2 separate regions of the Homo sapiens genome follow, and region 2 is linked to region 1. A link is a contact called in ENCODE Hi-C or POLR2A ChIA-PET data. All regions are on one chromosome and are shown on one strand. Each heading gives the region's core, a stretch centred on a gene start or an enhancer-like site at or near the end of the contact. The rest is flanking DNA. Distances are from core to core; before and after follow the strand shown.

Region 1 (3,286 bases), core at 401-2,900:
GGGCAGAAGTAAAAAGAAATTGCAGTTCCCTTAGGGTTGGCCTCTGTCGCTTTGTTTTAAGACAAACATTGCAGGGGTGTTTCTCATGGTCCAGCTATGGGCTATGTCAGCAAAGGCTGGCTTGGAATTCTCTTGGGGTTTTGTCCAAGAAGGCTACCTGCAGAGGCAAAAAGGTCTCAGCAGAGAGGATCTGCCTGTATCAGTGCATTCCTGGGGCTGATGAGGAATGAGGGTACATGATACCTACAGTCAGAATAAAGACATGTTCATCCAGTGTCTTAGTGTGCTTGGGCTACCCCAGCAAAATACCAAAGAACAGGCATATTGCTTGATAGGTAGAACAACAAAAATGTATTTTCTCACAGTTCTGGAGGCTAGGAGTCTGGGATCAGATGCCAGTATGATTAGGTCCTGGAGAGGGCCCTCTTTTTCACCTGAAGACAGTGGCCTTCTCACTGTGTCCGCATACAGCCTTTCTCTGGTGCATGTGTGTGGAGAGAGAGTAAGCAAGCTTTTTAGTGTCTTCATATAAAGGCACTAACTCCGTCATTAGGGCCCCACCCTCATGATCACATCCAGCCCTATATACCTCCCAAAGGTCCCATCTCCAAATACCATCACATTGAGGATTAGGGCTTCAGTATGTGAATTTTGGAAGGATACAATTCAATTCATAGCCCACAGTCTGAGCAAATACAGGGGAGACTTCTGGTGGCAGAGTCTCTCAAGAATCCACAAAAACACCAAGGAGAGAGGCTACTCTTTAAGTTAGAAATTTCCCATCTCTTCCCCTCTCTTGGACCCTCAATCTTAAAGGAGTCAGAAACTGAAGCTAGCAGAATGGAAAAAGAATGCAAAATGCTATAATAAGCCAGGAAGAGAGACTATATCCCCTCCTTTTCCAACGCCAGCTGCCTGCTAGATTCTGGCCCAAGGTGGAGTGGACTCACCTTTTAACACTAGATTGAAATTCAGACCTGTACATGGAACCAATCATTTTAGTTACTAATTTGTGACAATGTTTTACATATCCAGAAAAGTCTTGGGCTGCCTGGATTTTCTTCCTGGAGCAGGGGAAGAACTAGTCTGACTGAGTACATTTTAAGTGAGAGTAGGGGAACAAAAATAAATTTACATTTTATGAGACATATGTGTTCTACTATTAGCTGTATTTTGCCTCCCTATCCAATTTTAAAGGGGGAAAATTTAACTTGTTAAATGATTGTTTGATAGGTAGAGTAATGAAAAATCCCAAGACATGCTCTCTAGATTTGAGAATTTCACAGGTAGTTTTCTCTGGGGGAATCTTAGGAATTAAAACATTTTGGCTGGGCGTGGTGGCTCACGCCTGTAATCCCAGCACTTTGGGAGGCCGAGGCGGGTGGATCACCTGAGGTCAGGAGTTCGAGACCAGCCTGGCCAACATGGTGAAACCGCGTCTTTACTAAAAATACAAAAAATTAGCTGGGCTTGGTGGCGGGTGCCTGTAATCCCAGCTACTTGGGAGCCTGAGGCAGGAGAATCGCTTGAGCCCGGGAGGTGGAGGTTGCAGTGAGCTGAGGTCGCGCGCCATTGCACTCAAGCCTGGGCAACAAGAGCGAAACTCCGTCTCAAAAAAACAAAACAGCATTTTAAGTAGATGTAATACCTGCAGTGGCCACTTGGTGGCAGCCGTCCACGAATGCTGCTTTCGGCTCGCTGCCCTTGGGGACTCTGTGGTTTTGTGTGACAAGCATTTTTTTTTTTTTTTTTGTCCAGCCTCCTAGAAAATTGCCTGCTCCTGTTTTGGTGGAAACTCTGTTTTCCCTGACAGTGTTTGTTTTGTGGTTGAGCCCTCTTTGGCTCCGCGAGGCCAAGTTTTGTGATGCTTTCTGAATATCAGATATTTTAGTTCTATCATGTTAAAGCAGTTTGGAATCTCTGTTGGGTTTGAGGTTTTTTTTTCTTTAGTCTTCTCCTTTAACTCAAACACTGACTGACACATTGAGAATGAAAAGCTGTTGTTACTTTTTCCTGGAAAAGTTTTCTCAAATCTCAGACTTTCTAAAACTCCTGACTCACATCAGAGGGAGAATGCTGTTTTTCTGCCACCCTCAAGCCCTCATTATTCATGTTTGCACATGTCATTAGCAGGGTGAGTTTTCTCTTGATTTGTACCAGATGGTGTGATTTTTTTTTTGGGGGGGGTGGGGGAAGAGAGTAGAAACTTGTTTCTTTAAACTCCACCAAAAATTGTTTTCTAATAGGTTCATTCCTTTAATAACAAAATTTCATTTATGAGGGCACAGTAGCACCCAGAACAAATTTTGATTTTGCAAACCAATGACCTTTTTATGGTTCTTTAGAAATGGAAGTCAGCTGTTGTCCAGAAGGGTTGGTGGCATGGGGACTTAGAAAGCCATGAAGTTTGAGCGCCGCTTTCTAATGTCTGACCTGATGTTTGTGGCTGCACTTGCTGTATGTCCTCAGGCACAACAGCTATTAGCTTTGTTGTGAATTTTAGAGGGAGTCACTTGTTCAGGCAATGGATACTGCATATGTGGCACTCTTTGCAGGTCCAGCTGGGTGACATGCTGAGAACAACCAGGTGTGCTCCCCGAGCTCATAGCACATATGGTCAGGTGGATAAAACAACCTTGATTTCAAACAAAACACCCAAAGGAGTGCATGTGTAATCACACACTGAAGGAAGAGCTCCGAAGGAAAAAAAAAAAAAACATGTTGTAGAATCACAGCAGACAACCACAGACCTGCTCTAGCTGGGTGGTCAGGCCGGGTCTCCCTAAAAAGTTAGACTGAAGGTGAAATCTGAAAGATGGATTGACATTAAGCAGGGAAAGGCAGTGAGATGGGAAGGGGAGTGTTGGTGGAAAAGAATGGGCCCAGGCAGAGGACAGAGGTGGGAATGGTGTGTCTAAGGAATGCAGGTTGGAGCACAGACAGCTAGAGGAAGAGAGCGTGAAATGAGGCCGGGGAGAACAGGCTGACCCAGAGGGCTACGGCAGAGCTGGTGTATTAGTCAGGGTTCTCCAGAAGGACAGAACTAATGGGATAGAGGTATATACTAAAGGGTGTTTATTATGGAGAATTAGCTCTCAAGGTCACAAGGTGAAGTCCCATCATAGGCTGCCTGCAAGCTAAGGAGCAAAGAAGCCAGTAGTGGCTAAGTCTGAGTCACCAAACCTCAAAAGTAGGGAAGCCAACGTACAGTCTGTGGCCTAAAGCCCAAGAGCACTCAGCAAACAACTGATGTAAGTCCAAGAGTCCAAAAGCTGAGGAACCTAGA
Region 2 (3,286 bases), core at 393-2,892, 310 kb before region 1:
CTCTTCCATGTCTGACTATTTTCTTTTTGTTCTAAGAGTTTTGATAAAGTTGCTTGGAATACTCAGATTGCATGATTACACACAGTTGGAGTCCTACAAAAAATTTCATGAAGGAATTGAGGATTATTAATCATGTGATCCATATTGAAGTCAAAGAAGATCTATATGACGAATAGCCTGTAAATGTATCTTCTGGTGTGTGTGTGTGAAGTGTGGTGGTATGATAGAAAAATCCTCAGTAATTATGTCTCTATTTATAAACTCTTCAGACTGAAGGTACTGGAGGACTTTGTTATTTAAATTAAATTTATGTGTAGCTTTTTTTTTTTTGGAAATGCAATACTCATCCCCTAAATTACATGTTCTGTAAGTTTTTTTTATGTTGCATTAAAAAAAATATGGTAGGGGCCAGACGCAGTGTCTCACACCTGTAATTTCAGCACTTTGGGAGGCCGAGGCAGGCAGATCACCTGAGGTCAGGAGTTCGAGACCAGCCTGGCCAACATGGCAAAACCCTGTCTCTACTAAAAAATACAAAAATTAGCCTGGTGTAGTGGTGGGCGCATGTAATCCCAGCTACTCGGGAGGCTGAGGCAGGAGAATCGCTTGAACCCAGGAGGTGAAGGTTACAGGGAGCTGAGATCGTGCCATTGCACTCCAGCCTGGGCAACAAGAGCAAAACTCTGTCTCAAAAAAAAAAAAAAAATGATATGGTAGGATAATGACATGAGAGTGACTCCTATCTAATGTTTGAAACATATCCTTACTGTTTACATTGAAAGCAATGATAACTCTGGGTACCACTACAACAATATTAAAATGAAAAAAGGGGCCAGGCGCAGAGGCTCACACCTGTAATCCCAGCACTTTGGGAGGAAAGGCAGGCGGATCACCTGAGGTCAGGAGTTTGAGACTAGCCTGGCCAACATGGCAAAGCCCTGTCTCTACTAAAAATACAAAAAAATTAGTCGGGTGTGGTAGATAGCACGTGCCTGTAATCGCAGCTACTCAAGAGGCTGAGTCATGAGAATTGCTTGAACCCAGTAGGCGGAGGTTGCAGTGAGCCAAGATCACGCCACTGCATTCCAGCCTGGGTGACGGAGTGAGACTGTCTCAAAAAAATAAAAATAAAAAATAAAAAAAGGAAAAGTCAACTTCTAGAAGTAACATGGCTAGCAGGCTAGTGGAGGTATTTTATACAACCTTCCAGACCACATACAAGTGGGCCGGACCCCCTCCTTAATTACTTATATGCCTGTGTGTGTTTCTGCAGAACTCATCTTGTTTCCTTCCCCAAAGTACTTGAAGTGTCTCCCTAAATAATTGGCTAGATGTAGGGCCAAGGCCAAATTCTTTCATTATATATATATTTTCTTTTTCGTAAAGTCTCAAGTTCCTTTTTCTTCATTCTCACTTCTACCATTTGGGCTTGGGACTTATTACTTGAGATCTTGGTTGATGCAATATTGTAACTAGTTTCCCTGCCTAGGGTTTCTTGTTGCTAGAAAATGACAGCCAGTTCTTGGCATAGATTTCAAGACCTCCCTGGGGATGCCTTGGAACCTCTGTAGAACTTCCAATCTCATCCCTCAACTTCAGCTACATTGGCCTCCTCACTTCTCCCGGGGCAGGAGGTGGGTCCTCCAGTCACTGAGCCCCTGTTCACACCAAGCTCTTGGCCTAACAGGCCCCTTTCTTCCTTTTTTTTTTTTTTTTTTTTGAGACAAAGTCTTGCCCTGTCACCCAGGCTGGAGTGCAGTGATGCAATCATAGCTCACTGCAGCCTCAACCCCCTGAGCTCAAGCAACTCTCCCACCTCAGCCTCTTGAATAGCTGGGACGACAGGTGCATGCCAGCATGCCCAGTTAATTAAAAAAATTTTTTTAAAGAGATGGCATCTTGCTATGTTGCCCAGGCTGGTCTCAAACTCCTGACCTACAGCAATCCTTCCACGTCAGCCGCCCAAAGTGCTGGTATTACAGAGTCAATATCAGCAATAAAGGACTGCTAGGAGGAAAATTGCTCGAACTCGGGAGGTGGAGGTTGCAGTGAGCCTAGATCACACCATTGCACTCCAGCCCGGGTGACAGTGCGAGACTCCATTTAAAAAAAAAAAACAAACTGCTAGGATACATTGTTAAATTGGGAAATATGGTAATATCTTATATTTATAAATACATGAGCTTGGTTTTCCAAGGATTGTTAATGATCGTTATTTTCATTAAGACTTTACTGAAGTGGAAATTCATTTTGCAACATGTCTTTTCCCAAACAGTCTTTATTTTCAAGCAAGATATATTGGGCCAAGTGAATTTGACCCAAGTAGTTAGCTCTCCATTTTTTGATGATTCTGTTGAGAATTTCTTTCTCATTATTTCATAAAGTGTAGCTGATTATGTTGCCTCTAGCTTGGCTGGCGTAAGCTAGATGCAAAGAGAGACGCTAACTAAGGTATTTTAAAAGACAGTTTTTCTTTATTGGAGTCGTTCAGACACTGCTTAAGGTTTGAACTCCAAACTGAACTTCTCTCTCATCTCCAGAGGAGGTCTCCCTGGATCAAGTTTGGGAGAATTTGTCTTAAGAGGCGTGATGAGAAGAGTTGCTGAAACTGTTATTTTAAATCATATCTGTTGGATGGAGAAAGAGAGTCAAACATTTTCTAGGATTATAAACTCAGCATTGGCTGAATCCAATTTAAAGAATCGCTTCTGGCTTATGACCAATGATGTACGAGAGGTTTGTTATATTTTTACTGATTTTTTTTTTCTTCTCCGTGTGAAAAAGGTGGGAAGGACTTTCTTGAAAGCTTTGAAAAATTACCAAGAATTCTGATATCTTTAAAGAACTCCTGCTATCATTTTTATCTAATTCTTTCTAGGCCTTTTGCATGTGAATAGACATTTTAATATAATTGCATATACAGTAACGTGGAATGTATAACATGATTTTTTCCGTAAATATTATAAGCATTTTTCTACAACATACCTAGCTTTTTGTGTATGTAATATGAAAGTCATTGAAATGAGATATAGACATTTTATGGCTTTTGAAATCTATCACCAAATTTAGAAAAAATAAAATAAAAAAATGAAATCTATTACCAAATTGTTTGACAGAAATTTTTAAAAGTATATTATTAAGCTACAATCAACTGTAAAGTTTGCTTTGTTCCAGATAAAGCATTTTATCTCATCCAGTAGAGAAACCACTTATTTATTTTTTTGGTATGAAATATTGTATTGGGTACTTTGGTGTTTAGAAGATTAACTGAAATGTCAGAAAAATA

What was found. A loop is a pair of places that touch in the nucleus more often than their neighbours do. ChIA-PET counts read pairs that join two places held with the same protein, here RNA polymerase II (POLR2A). Pooled maps may share reads with other maps.
Region 2: a map of MCF 10A shows a loop between it and region 1 (6-fold over the local background). The contact joins two enhancer-like sites. A Hi-C loop is called at or near these places in 3 of 168 maps with a recorded cell type or tissue (HCT116, IMR-90 and MCF 10A) and 7 of 50 pooled maps. POLR2A ChIA-PET finds 5 or more read pairs at or near these places in 2 of 52 experiments (OCI-LY7 and naive thymus-derived CD8-positive, alpha-beta T cell).

Annotation. Positions count from the first base shown.
Region 1 is chr21:29,474,966-29,478,251 of GRCh38, forward strand. No RefSeq gene overlaps it. Among named protein-coding and RNA genes, the nearest start is that of BACH1-IT3, 19 kb to the right of the region's middle. Within about 2 kb of position 1,651, at least 4 of the 41 ENCODE cell types and tissues checked have a DNase peak (open chromatin) inside an H3K27ac peak, as active enhancers do.
Region 2 is chr21:29,161,994-29,165,279 of GRCh38, forward strand. All of the region lies in intron 4 of MAP3K7CL (MAP3K7 C-terminal like), which reads left to right. Among named protein-coding and RNA genes, the nearest start is that of LINC00189, 30 kb to the right of the region's middle. RefSeq lists a silencer at 2,375-2,669. Within about 2 kb of position 1,643, at least 11 of the 41 ENCODE cell types and tissues checked have a DNase peak (open chromatin) inside an H3K27ac peak, as active enhancers do.